Linked DNA regions of Homo sapiens: region 1 is linked to region 2. A link is a loop called in an ENCODE intact Hi-C map of the cell type or tissue named here. Cell type or tissue: heart left ventricle. All regions are shown on one strand.

Evidence for each region. Peaks named below come from ENCODE experiments on the same cell type or tissue, not always from the same donor. Only the 100,000 strongest peaks of a DNase experiment are listed, where the experiment ranks them.
Region 1: it touches region 2 in a loop (5-fold over the local background); 11 of 110 quality-filtered maps call a loop at or near these places.

What each region holds. Positions count from the first base shown.
Region 1 is chr18:10,029,167-10,037,166 of GRCh38, reverse strand. No RefSeq gene overlaps it. Among named protein-coding and RNA genes, the nearest start is that of VAPA, 120 kb to the right of the region's middle. RefSeq lists an enhancer at 1,586-2,087 and a silencer at 4,548-4,697. In heart left ventricle, a CTCF peak has its summit at 4,650 (motif pointing left); a DNase peak (open chromatin) is centred at 4,646; H3K4me3 peaks cover 662 bases; H3K27ac peaks cover 2,215 bases.
Region 2 is chr18:10,516,027-10,524,026 of GRCh38, reverse strand. No RefSeq gene overlaps it. Among named protein-coding and RNA genes, the nearest start is that of NAPG, 6.0 kb to the left of the region's middle. In heart left ventricle, CTCF peaks have their summits at 3,539, 3,743 and 5,332; DNase peaks (open chromatin) are centred at 3,726 and 5,311.

The sequences.
Region 1 (8,000 bases), 490 kb after region 2:
CCCTATATTGACCGAAGCGTACACTCTTTGGTAGGGGCCCAATTTCGATATTTGTTACTCCTGATTCCAAGGTATGGATCAAAACAAACAACATCCTCAGCGCCCTACAATGTACTGCCCACACTGCTCCCCCCCACAACTCTCCAACACCACACCTCCAAAAAAAGTTCAGCCCTTCCATCCTAATAAAGAAAATCTGTGGCTCGCTGGGCACAATAGCTCATGTTTGTAATGCCAGCACTTTGGGAGGCTGAGGCAGAGGATCACTTGAGCCCACAAGTTCAAGACCAACCTGGGCAACATCGTGAGACCCCCATCTCTACAAAAATTTAAAAATTAGGTGTGGTTGTGTGTTCCTGTGGTCTCAGCTACTTGGAAGGCTGAGGTAGGAGGATCGCTTGAGCCCAGGAGGTCGAGGCTGCAGTGAGCTATGATTGCGCCACTGCATTCCACTCTGGATGACAGAGTGAGTCCCTGTCTCTCAAAAAAAAAAAAAAAGTCTACATCTGGATTCACCAATGCACATCACTCCTTTGGGGCTGTCTGTCTCCTGGTACCCGGATCAGGATAGGCAGCACTGTTCTTTAAAGCTCATTCCCATGCTAAGAGGTCATCATGGTTTCCTGCCTCTGATCTCACATTTGCCATGCCACTCCGATCCTTTCTGGGACTGAGTTTTCTGCCTGGGTGTTGCAGTCCAATTAAAAGTGAAAGAAGGAACGAGACCAGTGAGATCTAACCAAAGAGGACAAAAACCAGCAAAAGCATTCCAGGGAGAAGAGGCGATCCTCCTCCAACTTTACCCAGTGGTTTTGAGCCTTTCATTTCTCCATTCAAAAGCTATTTTAAAAGTTTTGGCTTGGTCCTAAACAGTGGTTGGGGATTTTAATACATGACTATCTATCCTGTTTAAACCTCCTCAGTGGAAATAACTGAAAACACTACCTTGTTTCTTCCTTCTGGGATTCCAATGTTTAAAACACATCATGTGTTTTCATTCTCATACAAAACTCTTTGTGAGAGTTTTCCTCACTTTAGATAGTGCTAACATTTTTTAAAAAAGTAATTCATTTAAGACTAAATAATGCTAGCAATGCAAAAAGATCAGAAGACCAGTGGGTTCGACTGGGAGTTAGAATCAGGGTTTGTCTGTATTATTGAAGGGAAAATTATGTCACACATGCACAAAATTGAACCTAAGCAGGTCACGTTCCCCTGAAGGCCAGCAAAGAAAGCTGTGAATCATTATAAAGCCCTTCCATATCTGGAGTGCTCACTGAACCAGATTCCTGAAGGCAAGCAAACAAAAAGCTGTTCTTTTGCAAGCTTTTGTTGGATGCCCAAGTGTGTCAGAAGAAGAACAAGTATCTACTAGTAGGTTGGCATTAACAAAAAGTCAGTATTAGAGAGGAGGGAAAAAAAATCAGGGAGGCTATGTAATTGGAGTTCTGCAGCACCTCAAAAGCTCAGAGTAACAAACACCTGGCCACCAGGTGACTCATGCCCCTTGCTGCCAAGCACATGGAAGGGTCGAGTGGGGAGGCACTCGCGTGCACTGTGACAACCTCTGAGCTGCCGGAACTGCAGTCAGGCCAGTGAGTGCCCCTGGCTGGGCCGGGAAGACCGGCCTGTGCTCTGATCCTGCCCCTCTGGTATCGTTCAACCCAGTCAAGCCTGTTCAACAATTTCTTCTCTAAAACAGGCTCTTTGATGCAGCCTCATTTTGTGTTCAGTGACATGAAAGAGATACTGATGCTGATTATCAAAGGCATGCCTCCCAACCACAAGCAGCTAATGCCCGCGGGATGTAACAGTATCTCTTCCTCCAACTTCTGCATCCTCCCGCTGGGAAGGGCTCAGTGGCCACGGAGCACGTCTTTTTTTCCCTACTAATTTCACATCGGATATTAATCCATGTGGGAGGAACATGGATTAATACCTTAAGCTTGTAGGTCACACTCAGGTGAACATACTCCACGGATCTAAATGCCACGGAGACAGAGAAAGGTGCCTCCTGGGGCTCCTGAGGGAAGAGGCTCCCCTGAGAATCTCCTGGGCCATCGCCACACCTGGCCCCACCCTCTAGAGGCCCATTACACCATCCATGGAAATCTATGTTAATAACATCTTCAGAATAAAAGATAGAGCACCTTCCTATCCTGGGTTAATTAGTTTCCATTCTAAGCACTCAAGATAAAATGCCCAACAATAAAGATGTCAAATAAACCCACATGTTTACAGTGGAATTGCATACAATTTAAAAGGATATTTCATGATGGGCAAAATGTTCATGATATATCAAAAAGAAAAATTTTGATTACAAAACAGTATGTACAGAATGACTTCCGTTTTGTAAAAATAAAATAAACTGAGTTGAGCATGTGTGTTTGTGCTTGCATAGAGAAAAGTCTGGGATGAGGCCCACCATGGCAGCAACAGCGGCCATCTCAGAGTAATGGGGCTGCACACGGCTTGCCTTTATTCTTTCTTTGCTAATATATATTTTCTAATTTTTCCACAAAGTATATTATTTCCTTGAATTACAGAAGTTTGGAATTTGGTCAGATGATGCACAGTCAGGAAAAGGAAGCTGTCCTTTCAAAGAAACTGTTCATGTGTGTAGAGAAAACACAGCCATACCAAAAGGGCTAATTTTTTTTTTTTTTTTTTTTTTTTTTTTTTGCCAGAGCCTCATTCTTTCCCTGAGACTGGAGTACAGTGGCATGATCTTGGCTCACTGCAACCTCTGCTTCCCAGGCTCGAGCGATTCTCCTGCTTCAGCCTCCCCAGTAGCTGGGATTACAGGCACGCGCCACCACACCAGGCTAATTTTTGTATTTTTAGTAGAGACGAGGTTTCACCATGTTGGCCAGGTTGGTCCCAAACTCCTGAGGTCAAGTGACCTGCCTGCCTCGGTCTCGGCCTTCCAAAGTGCTGGGAATACAGGCGTGAGCCACTGCCCCTGGCCAAAGTGCTTATTTTTAATTATGTTTATGTTTTTATTTTAAATAACAGCTAAGCCAATAACAAAACAATTTCCTTTGTCCTTGCTAACAAGACCTGTCGATCCACCCATCTCTTGGCACCAGCAGCCTGGAAGAGAAATCTCAAATTAGTTGAGAAAATGAGGCGGCCAAAATTGTTCTTGCTGTCTACCTAACCTCATTGTCTCTCCATCAGTCTCTTTGTGGAGGAACATGTGAGGACCACATACGTTCTGGTGGCTCTGGCTCTGGGATTAAATGAAAAAAATGTAGGGAAACTGTAAATCCTAACTCACCATACAAATGTGAGTTTATTATCATACTATTATTATCTGTGTGATATCCTGGTTTACCTTTAAGGGAGCCTGAGTTTCAAACCTGCAGTAGAAGGAGTGAAGGCTAAGATGCCCTCCCGCCATGGTCTCTCTGACGACTGCTGGGCTGCCGAGAGTCTCAGACCTCTGGGAATAGACTGAGATCCCAGTCTAATCGCGGAAGGATGCAGGCAGTGAGAAGCTGAGGGAAGACTTGGAGCAAAGATCGTTCATGAAAAGGCTCAAGAGTATCTGACCCATTGAAGTCATCATTACAGGGGACGGATGGAAAAGAATGTCTGTAGAATAGTACGAAAGTCAAAAGTTCTACTGGAATTTCTTGCCGTCTAGAAATGCACACCAACCCACACATGCAGGTGCACACACACACTACATGTAAACGGTACACACAAGCATGCACACGGATTTTGTTATGTGTGGAGGCATATGTGTCCCCTCCCAAATACACACTCCTGGAAGCTCACACTGTTTTCCTAGTTCCACAAGAGGTTAGAAAGGCTGCATGGGTGTTAGCCTTGCCCTCCCCGGGCTTCCCGACATTAAATGTATCAGCAGGTCCATAAACAGGCAAAACGCTAGAGGCTCGTCTGGGCAGCTGGGCTCGGGGTCTGATTTTCCCACATCGGGCACTCATAGATTTACTGCAGCAGGAATGAACGTTACTCAGAGCATGTTTCTCACCCTCGCTAAACTAATATTTGATCTCAGTCCCTTGGAACAAAACACAGCCTCAGTGTCTGCTGAGCAACCCTGAGCATAAAAGAATAGTCAGGCACGGAATTGGAGCCAAACAAAAAGGAAATGAAGTTCATTTCTCTTTTTCTTGAGCTTTAAAAATAACTCTTTGCCTTCCTAACCCCCGTCAGATCTGACCGAGCGTGAGTCCCTCCTCACCTTCAGGAACTTCACCCCCACCCGCACCCTTCACACCCCAGGGCGGCCGTTCAGGCTTCCCTGGACAGGCGCGGCCCGGCCTTGGCCGCTTCTCCCGGGCATGAAGTCGAGGTCACGCTTCCCGAGAGACACTGGGAGAGCGCCCGCCTGTGGCTCCTTTGCTCTGAAGGGCGTCTGGACACAGCGGAGACCCCCTCGTGGGCCCAGGACTCTGCAATCTTTCACTGAGCTCAGGGCTGGGACAGACACTCGCTGAGCGTCCCCGGGCGCCCCGCACAGCGCTCGGGGCCAGGCTTCCGGAACACGGTGCCCCCCACCTGCGCAGGCCTTCCGGGCTCCTAGAGCGGTCCTGGGGCCTGCGGGCCCCACCTCCCCGGCAGGGTGGGCGTCTGCTGCCGCCTGCTGCCCCCAAGTGGCCGCCAGCGAGGCCCTGGGGGCCCAGGAGCGGCCTTCCGCTGGGGTGTTGATCCGCACCCCCATCCGCGGGCACCGTGGTAAGTGGAGCTAATTCTGAGTCTTTGCGGGCCCTTTGAGGGGCCGGGGGTCACCGAACAGACCTCAGGCTGTCACATAGCAGCCATGCACACTCAGCTGTGTGTGGAGCAGCTTCCACTTTCCCTTCTCCTCCTTGAGTTCAGCGCAATGGAAAGGAGAAAAGCGAACCTGCGAAGCGGCCTAGTCCCTGGCACGCCCGCCCTGCTAGCGGCATAAGCCTGTCATTCGACTCCCCAGAACCTTCCTTCTTGTGATAACACCTCTGCTACCCACTCAGGGGGAGAGTGCAAGACACAGGCTCTGACGCGGGGACGCCATTGAAGAAAATAAAGCCCTCCCCAGATAGGGGTACAGAGAACACGCAAGATGCCCGCTAAAATTGGAATGCAGAGAACCCACGAGTAATTTTTTTTTTGAAACGGAGTTTCGCTCTAGTTGCCCAGGCTGGAGTGCAGTGGTGTGATCTCAGCTTGCTGCAACCTCCGCCTTCCGGGTTCAAGCGATTCTCCTGCCTTAGCCCCTGAGTAACTGGGATTACAGGCGCCCGCCACCACGCCCAGCTAATTTTTTATATTTTTAGTAAAGACGGGGGTTTCACTGTGTTTGCCAGGCTGGTCTCGAACTCCTGACCTTAAGTGATCCACCTGCCTCGGCCTCCCAACGTGCTGGGATTACAGGCGTGAGCCACCACGACCGGACAGTAATTTCTTAGTATAAGTATTAATACATCTCGAGTGTTGCATAGGACATACTTATCCCAAAATTTTTCATTGCGTATCTGAAATTCAAGTTTAACTGGGTGTTGAGGGGGAGATTGTTATTTTGATGTTTTGTTGTGTTTGTGGGTTTTGGTTTTGTTTCTAACTTCACCAACCCATCCCCAAATGCCAAGCATCCTGTCTGAGCAGGACCACAACTCCTGAAGCCCCTTCCCACAGCTGCTACTCCGCGACACCATCACAAGTGGGCTAAAGTGGAGCAAGCATTTTCCAAGTAGAAGGAAAGCAGTCAGCTGTCGAAGCCGGGGCTGGAGGACGCCTGCGCCTGCTTGGGGCCCTGCAGCCCGCACCTCCTGAGCTCAGCGGGCACCTTAGGACAAGGCACCGCTGGCCCCGGGAGTTGCCTCTTATCTGATCCCAGCCAATATTTTCTCAAAGTCAGACGTGATAAACACTTTTAAGGCCTCAGCATCTCCCAGACATCTGTTATTCATTTTCTTTGGCCTTGATTTGGTCTTAATCGTTTGTAAGGGCCCAGGCATGCACTCGACTATCTGATTTGGGTTCTGCGCCGGCAGCGTTCTGGCCAGGAGACCTAACACCTGCATTTGTGGCAGAGCCGTTTGACACCCACTGCCTCATTTCGTCTTCACACATTGGGACACAGCAAGGTACAGAGCAGGAACCCCAACCCTGGCTGTACCCGGACATTGCATGATGGGAGAGCTTCCAGAACCCTTCCCCCTACGCCATGCCCCAGACCAATCACAGCAGAGCCTCTGCGGTGGACCCCCGTCCTGGTTGTCATTGTCAAAGCTCTCCAGCTGCTCTCCGAGCATCTCCAAAGCCCAAGACGGAGGACGCTGGCCCAGAACAGTGGTTCTCAAAGTGGGGTCCAGGCACCACAGCATGAGCATCACCTGGGAACTGTAGAAATGCACGTTCTCAGGCCCCTTCTCCAAACTGCTGAATCAGAACCTCTGGGTTCTAACCTCTCCCACTAATTTTGATGTGAACAAATTGAGGATCACTCCATTTTTTTGATGTGAACATTTGAGGATCACTGATGCAGATGAAAGCACAGGCTTTGGAGATGAGAGCAGTCCAGCCCCAATTCTAACTAACCCCAGCCACACGTAGCCTCTCAAAACTCAGATTTCACATCTGTCACAGGAGGGTGATGTTATCTGTCTCATACATAGCACTGTGGTGGAGATTAAGTGAGATGAGACGAGGCACATAGGTTGCACAGGAAAAGCCTGACAAAATCCCAGTAAATGTAGTGACCAGCCATCCTGGTTTGCTCCTGACAGAGGGAGACCCTGGGAGTCCCATCGTACTGGGATGAGTTGCTCGTCCTATCAGAGAATGCGAGTTCTCTCTGCCCTTGAGGGATGTAGGGAAGCCTTTCCTGTCCTTTCGGTAAGTAGAGACCCTAAAGGCTTGAAGGGACTTATCTGAGGCCCTGTACATTTGTGGGACAGCAAGGCTAAACCCTAGTTGCCTGACCCCAGTGAAGGCTCTTCTCTGAACCTGTGTGTCGCACCTCTGAGTAACACGAATGCCCATTCTAAGCTCCTTTTTAGTAATAACGCGTTGAATCCACACAATTTCAATCCACTTGAAATGAAGACCAGGCCAGCTCCACGGGCAGCAACCTAGGCAGTAACACAGTGCCAAGTGCTCAGCTGCATGCCCTCTTCTAATTTTTGGAAAGGGGTCTCACATTTTCATTTTGTGCTGGGCCTCACAAATCGTGTCACTGACCCTGTTTAGAGAGATTTAGTAACTCACACGAAGCCGCCCAGCTGGCCAGTGGCGAGGCCTGATGAAAACCCTGGGAGCTGGCTCCAGAGCCCGGACTTGTGATAAGGATGCTCTCGTCCCAAGAGTGGACACTTCTTTCACAAACACCAAGCACAAAGGGAATTTCACATGTTGTGGGGCAGACTGGAGGAGCTTAAAGCCAGTCCTCACCTCACTGCGAAGGACAAGACCCATTCACAGCTGCGACATCACTCACAACGCTTCTTAAAATGCTGACTTTAAAGTGCCCCAGAGTGCGGATCATCTCTGTGTATTAGCGGCATAAAATCACACCCAGTCATTTTTCTCTTCCCACTTCAACTGAGGGAAAACCACTTAGAACATCCCCCAACCCTGGGACTCATAATAAATAATAACACCTATGGTAGGCATCGCCAGGGTCTCACCTCTTTCCTGAAGCAGGCAATCTCCTCCCAGACCCCATGGCCCAGCTGATGTCCCTGTACCTGTGTGCACTTGAGCCCAGATTGTCCAGAACTGAGAGACAGACACAGGGTAACACCCTGGCCCCTCCCCAGTGTCTTCTTTTTCCCTCTGTGACCCAAACCCAAGGTTTTCTCTTCTTCCCTTCTGAGCCGATCTCTCATTCTCTGAAGGATTTACACAGGTGCGGTCACACCTTAGCGTGGCTAGCATCAAGGTGGACATACTTCTCCTGAGCATTTTCAACCAGTGGAATGAAAAGCTTTATCCCCACTAAAACACCTCAGATATGTGTCAGGAACCCACCGTGCTGTACATGGGAA
Region 2 (8,000 bases):
GGAAAAAAACCCCACGATAGTGATATAGCAGTTATTAAGAAATACTTTTTAGGCAGATAGTAAGGGTAAATGTTCTCAGTGGAAATTTTCCTGTTTTAAGAAACAACCCCTGAACCATCTCTTTTCTAACAGAAAAGGCAGCTTGAAGAGCCAGGCCCGCAAGCTTTGATATGCAAATGTCAGTCCTTAGAAACTGAGTTCACTCAACATGGTGATTCCGCCATCTCTTCCTTGTCATCAGGTGTACCAAGTGTCATGGCCACCTCCAGATAACACCATGTGTTCAGAACATCACGGTGACCTGTATTTGCATATTAAAGGGCTAAGGTGGGAGGGCCAGGTTTTTCGAGAGCTATGTAAATGACACACCTGGTCAAACCAATCCCCTGGGCCCTATGCAAACCAGACACCACCTCCTCCAGGATCCCAATATAAGCAACCACTTTTCCACTGCACACTGGGTTTTCTCTTTGTTCAAATCCTCCCTACCTCTGTCTCTGTATGGGGGAGGTGTTTTCTTCTTCCTTCCTTCTTTCTTGCCTATTAAACTTTTCACTCCTTAAAACCACTCCACGTGTCCGTGTTGTTAATCCTATCAGCACGAGACCAACAACCCTGGTGTTCCTCCATTCGTTGGAGCTATATCAATAGCCATGGGCATTCAAGGGTTCTATGTTTCAAAGGACCCTTGACCAGGGAAGCCGTGGTAAGTATGTGCTAACATGCATTCATAGTAAAGGGGAGAAGAAGAGAGAGAATGGGCACAGTAAAGGTGTAACACAAATGCCCCCACTTTCTTCCCCTCCCCTTCTCTTCCTGCAATAACATTGAGGTGGGAGTTGAGCAAGGGGAATTTAAACTGAGAAGTCAGCTTAGAAGAACTGAGAATGGAAAGCATGGACCAAATGATGATAGACTAAGACGTGTAGTTTCCCAAGCTAGAATCGATAGTGTGACCCCAGGCCTTGTTGACCCATAAACGTAATTCTTGTTATCACAGCAGCTACCACCAGAACCTCAGCAAAAGTTGTCTTTGTGACTTCAACTTACCTCTTGCCTCCTCTCCTAAGGCTCTTTAGACGCTCATGTCCTCCCTCACCTACCCCGTCAACATACAGACTTGCTGGCTGCTGGCCCAAGTGATTCCATCTGAGCCAATCCTCTCCTCTAGTTCTAGAAACTCTTTTTCTTTATCCTGCCTCAATAAAAATGTGCATTCCTGAGTGATCTACTTGTTTTGGATGTGACTAAAATGATTCACATCAAAGTGTGAATGAGGCTTAAAATAGAGCTTGCAAACCCCATTCCTTCTCTCATGGTGGGCTTAAGTCTCTGAGAGTTCTTTAAGCCTGCATCCCCAGGTTCCTTGTCTACACAAACCTGCTTCCTTCCCCTAGCCTAGTCTGCTGCCAGGAAGCAAAATCCTTGGACCTACCTCCCACAGCTGAATGTTCCAGTCAAATAAAAGGTCTTTGTCATTTCTTGGAGAGAGGGTTTGATGGGTCAAATGAGCTCTATTTCAAATCAGGAATCATAAATAAGGAAACATAAGAGCTCCTATATCGCTAAGTTTTCTTTGTTTGTTTAATTGCTAGTAGCCTGACTGTGTAATTTTACCCTTTTCCCCCACAAATATACTGTTATGTTATACAAGAGATACACTTCTGAGACCCAGCCCAAGAGGTTAGCCATGAATCATAAAATCATTTCTCTGGGAAAATATATTCTGAGTTATAAATAACGAATTTACAAAAAACCTTTGGAACAAATTCTGCTATCATTTGACAGTTCCTTTCATCAGAATAGGATTTTAGAAGATTGTTCTTGGCTTTTTTTCTGATAAAACTAATAGAAGCCATTATGATCTGTATTTTTTTTTCTGGTTAAGTGTTAATGAATACATTGACTTTTAAAAATCACCACTGAATCTCTATGAGATTAATATGGAGAATTCGTTCTCCAGATTCCTGTGTCCAATGCCTTCTTAGCAGCTCCACCTAGACATCTAAAATGTCATACATAATCTGTTCAAATCTGAGCTCCTGATGCTCCCATACCTGCTCTCCCTTCAGGCTCAGCCATGCTGGGTTCATGGCAGCTTCACCCTCTCCTTGCCCAAACACTTGGAGTCATGCTCCTCTGCTCTTTCTGTCGCACAACACATGCAATCTGTAGGAAATTCTGTCGACTTTGCCTCCAAAAAGTGCCCAGAGGCAACCACGTCTCCTCATCTCCCTGTCCACAGCCACCGCGTAGTCTGTTAGTTGCCATCGTCTGTGACTGCACTCACCATCTGTGTTCAGAACACAGTGCAGTGCGAATTCCAGAGCAGAACTCAGTCAATTTTGGCTGAAAGTCCTGTGTCATTACGGAAGAAGAGGAAGAAGCATTTGGACACTTGGAAGGTGTTTTCTCTCAAGTCTGGCCATGGCCCTTCTTCAAGGTAATTTCTTTTCTTTCTTTCTTTCTTTCTTTTTTAAATTATTCTTTCTTTTTTTTTAGAGACAGGGTCTTACTCTGTCACCCAGGTTGGAGTGCAGTGGCATAATCATGGCTCACTGCAGCCTCAAACTCCTAGCCTCAAGCAATCCTCCTGCCTCAACCTCCCAAGTAACTGGGACTGTGGGTATGTGCCACCACACCTGGCTATTTTTTATTATTATTTTTAGTAGCGACAAGGCCTCACTATGTTGCCCAGGCTGATCTCAAACTTCTGGGCTCAAGCAACCCTCTTGCCTCAGCCTCCCAGAGTGCTGGGATCACCAGTGCACCCCCCTGCACCCAGCCCTTTCCAGTGATTTCTTTGGCTTGTATTTGCTTCTTTTTGCTGGGCTTTCTCCACATTCCTCTCAACCTCTCCTGCTCTAACCTTTCACAGAACCATCATTATTAATTTTTTTATTTTCAATTGAATTTCAAAATCAAAGCAAGAGAATGAATGTTTGAAAAGGAGAAAGAGAACGGGGCCACACCCACAGGTGCCAGCCATTGAAGACCAGGTAGACTGGCATCCCCTAACCATAGCATAGCTTCCAGCGCAGCAGGAAGCTGGGCCAGGTGGGGTCGGTGGGGAGACGGGTGCCAAAGGTGCCTGGAGTGAGAGTGGGATTAGCAGCGTGGAGCTTGCCTGAGCTCCCAGGCACCTGATGGATGCTGGCAGCTAAAACCTCCACTAAACCCTAGGGCCCCTGGTCACCATTTGCCAGAAACTCTACAAAGTGCTTTAGAAACACTGTTGTTATCCCATCTCACATATGAGGACTGAAGGTCAGAGAAGCTAAGTAACTTTCCTAAGGTCACACAGCAAGTAAACGGGAAGATGGGGACTTGAACCCAGACCCATCTGACTCCAAATTTATACTTGGCCCACTATAATGGACCAGAAAATGGTCCTTATTTTGTAATAGTTTAATAACCACTCACGCAACACCGCTGCTTAGTTGTATGGACCAATTATTAATTTTCAAATGTTTTTATGGGGGAAAAAATAGTCAGTTTACTACATACCTGGTACTTTACACCTACCTGCTTTGAAATTTTAATAATAATTGGAAAATGAGAGTTGGAAGTTTATTAGGTTTGACTGAAGTAAGTTGTCAAATGGCTGAGAAAGGGCCACCCCTAACAGATGCGCCAAGCATATTATACTGAGAAGTCCCACTTAGGTATACGTTGGCTGGGGAGAGTCCTGGCGTTCATTCCTTCTCCCGCGTAGCCTTATGGGTCTCTTCAGAAAACACATGGTGGCGCTGCCTGCACGTGCCTTTACAAGCTGCAAGCCGTCCAAACAAAAGTGGTTAGTTTCTGCCTCTTGGGATTACAGTCAGATTCTGGCAACATTTCGCATTCATAACTGAACTTTCCACATAAAAGCGATCTCTCTCACTGTTTTGTACACAAAGTGAGGCAGCATTGTCCGAGTACAGTAATGTTGGAAAGAGATGAAGCATTGTAAATGTTTAACAACAGATCTCTGTTAAATCCACTCTAACGAACACAACCGTTTTGATGAATATTATTTTTAAAGAGAGAGAAAAATACAGATCTTCCTTTGCAAGCTATCTTTGAATAAAAGATAAAACCAACACACTGAATTGGCTTAGTGGAAACCCGTCATGTATTTCATTAGACCACTTGCAGATAGCCTAGTGCCAACCTATAAATGTTCTCTCTTGAAAACCACATCCCATAGATATACAGCAATCATTTTCTTTCAAGGAGGATATATTCACGCAGTTACATTTTGTACAAATATAAAGTAGGCAAAATTGAAAGAATACAACATAAAACATGACTCATTAATGAAGTTTGTGAATTACTCATTCACAAACTGCATTAATGAATTTTTTTAAATAACATGTCTTCCAAATTAAGAATTCCTCAAGAAGTGCACGTTTGGAAGCTGCCAGGAATAAAGAGCTGTGGACTGGGTTTATGCTATTCATTCTTTAGGCACTCATTCAACAAGTATGTGTGGAATGGTTTCTCCATGCAGGCACTGTTCTAGGCTCTGGGAGACAGCCCTGAATGCAGCAGGGATTCACAGAGCTGACATTCTAGCACAGGGCATATGGGTGGGGTTGTGGAGTCCAGTAGGAAACTGGCTAAGGCGGTGTAGACACAGTGCTAGAGGGGGTCAACACTCAGGAAAACAAAGCAGGATGTGGGAATGGGAGGGCACCCGTGAGTGTGGGGTGAGTTTCTTCACCAGGTAGGTGACAATGAAATAAAGCTCTGAAGGAGTGGTGGCCTGAGACCTGGGATATCTGGACAAAGATAGTTGCCGATAAAGAAGGAATAGCAAATTTGTGAGGCAGAGTATGCGGGCGCCTGGCCCCACATTCCAGGGGAGAATGGGGAGGTGACGAGGTTGCAGGGGCCAAGGGTGACTTGGCTAGAAAAGCAACACATGACTCCCTTTGTGAAGATTGGATTAAAATTATGCAATGGTTGCATTAAGTTTGAAAATCTTCAGGGACACATTTCTTGCAACTTCCCTCTACTCGTGTAATTAGAAATGAATAAATGTTAATAAGGAAGCTGAAAAGGCTCTAATGGTCTAGAACGTTATATAAAGCTTACTGGAACATGACGTTCTCAAAGTGTACTAGGATTGCAAAAGCAGCCACAGGACCCTTATTTTCCAGATTCCTGTGGAGCTGAGGAGGAGGAATCACAGCCTAATGGAGGGACACATGGCAAAGGAGCATGGAGCTGTGTGCTAGCAGGTGCACAGCGGGGTCATGGCCACTGTTGTTCAGTGGGGCCACCAGATCACAGATGAACACTGCAGCCGTTTCACATGTGACTGCCCTCATCCTTCATTTCCTATCCCCCACTGCGTGGAGCCCTTGGGTCACAGTTACGGCTGGAGGAGGCTGTGGATTCAGAAACGCAGTTGTGGATAAGGAAAGGTTTAGCACTGCCCACAAATGAAAAGAGACCTTCCAGATTTAGAGAAAAGGAAAAAAGCAAACAAAACAAAATAAAAACCCTCTTTTCTCCAGCTCCCAACATAATCAGAGATGAAAGAAGACAGTTTTAGCCTGGTAAATAAGAAAATAAACAAGAGCTTGAAATGGATAAGTTTTTTCTTCTAAATTTGTTTTTGCAAAGGGTTTTTCTTCCCTGAAAAACAAAATACTAAAATAGCAAGTTGTGTTTTCATTTATAAATCCTTCTCAAGAGGAAATCTAATAATAACAAGGGGTTTCCATTGGATTCCAACTTATTTCATAATGTAAATATATTTCTATCCTCTGGGGAAAAAAGCTTCCCCAAGCCAGGTATTTATCGTTTAAATTTGTGATTTTATTCACTTCCATTTTTCCCTCTCTTTTACCTTGAACAGCCTCTCAAACTGAAGAGGAGTGTTCAGTTCTACAGCTTATTAGATAGGGCCTCTTCATTCAACGATGCAAAGTTTAGAAAGAACGTGGACGATGACTTGCTATGTTTTGTTCTACATCCAATCAGAAGAGTAGCTTGTGGCTCAAAAAGTCTTATCTTAGAAGATCAAATGTCCACATTTTAAGAGAGCGGGGCTGTATACTAGAAAGAAAAATGGATTAGAGTCAGTCATACTTTCAAACCTCAGCAGTATTTCTTATGTTATTTAAAGACATATATTATCTGGTTTCTTTGAGCTTCAGTTTCTTCTCCTATAAAATGGGAAGAATAATAATGTGGTGGATTAAAAATGGCAGCCAAATCTCTGACCCTCTTCCATTGAGAGGGGGACTCTGTCCCATCCTCTTGAATGCAGGTGGGTTTTGTGACTGCTTTGACCAAAAGAACAAGGATGTGATACTGTGCCAGTCTCAGGGCCCAATCTTCAAGGCACAGGCAGCTCCCACTTCCCATCTCTCAAAACATGAAATAGCTCTTGGAACCCTGAACAGTGCAACTCCCTTGAGGCTGCCATGATGTGAGGAAGCTCAAGCCACCCCGGTAGAGGTCTATGAGCAGAGAAGCAATGGCCAGCTGCCCCGCATCTCCCAGCTGCAGCCATTAGAGCCGTCCCAGCAAAGCTTCCAACCGTGAAGCTGAGTGGAGCTCCTCTGACTGTGCCCTGTCCAAATTTTCCATCCACATCATCAGGAGATACAATAATACTGTTTTAATCCATTGAGCTTTGAGATGGCTTGTTAAGCAGCAATAGATAAACATACTAAATGCTTATGTTGTGGAGCTACTGTCAGTTTTACAAATAATACCTCCAAGGCGCCTACACAGAATGGACACATAGGGAACATTCAGTAAATAGGAGCCATCATTTGTACTGTTGTTCTCATGATCTTCCCACAAGAGCGTTTATTAGAAATGTGATCAGAGAATCCTTTCTGAGCTCACAGAAGGCATTGAAATCCCTCACAGCTGACTTGCGTGGGAGTACACGGGCTTTGGGATGGCAAATCCTTCCTAGCCCAAGCCAGTCAGGTGCAGGAGAGCCACTAAAACCCTGCCAGTGCCTGCACTGCCGTTAAACATGTGTCCTCTCAGTAAACGAGACATGCTGTCCCTGCATTCCAGAAACATTGCAGCTCCACCTTGTTCTTGTATTTTTTCCTCCCCTATAAATCTCCCTGGTTACCTAAACTCAGTAGGCAACTAAGCACAATTGGGTTTACAGAAGGCAAGGTGACCTAAGAGATCTTTGAATGTAGCTGTTGATGTCCAGACTGCACGGAGAGCAGTCCAGCCAGGTTGAGAGCCTCTCAAGCACTTATGGTCTCCCTACTCCCAAGTGACCTTCTCTTTGGGGCACAGGTATTTAGGAGACACTTCTAATGATGATTGTAGACATCTCGGGACCATTGAGACACTGATAATATTAGGAAATAAAGTACTTTCAATGGAGCGAACTTGAAGGATTCAGAATCCCAAGATTCCTTAACCTCTCCTGCTGAAGTCCACTGCTCCCCATCCTGGCTGCTGTCAACACCTTCTCTAGCCCGGCCTGCTGGACAACTTGCTCTTCCTGATTAGTCAATCTGCCACCAACCTGGCCTCTGTTCAATGCATCCTCTCCTCTGCAGCACGGTCTTCTTAGAGCACCAATGTCACAGTGCACTCACGCACCTCTTTGTTTTAGTCCTTCTTTACTAATGGAAGAAAAATTTACCAACTGGAGAAGCCTAGGTTTCCAACCCCTGTGTGCCACCCCTCACTTCTCTGACTGATGGCTCATGGGTTAACTCTCTGGGAGGAGTGAGGGACAAAAGCCAGGATGACATGGCCCACAGCTGATGGAAGCAGCCAAGGCCAGCTTGGAGGGGAGGGGAGGACCTTCTGCTTAAGGATTTCTTCTATTTCTCACAGTCAGCCTCTGGATCTAAACTGGGACTCTTAATATCAGTCCAAGTTACCAGGACCAGGACAAATAACTTGGAATAAGGTGCTTTTTTCCGTCAGTTCTTTCAAACTGTTTGAGTAAAAAAAAGAGATGTAACTAAAAGCAGAAAGTTACAAAGCAAAACGAGGGAGGGAAGAGACTTCCA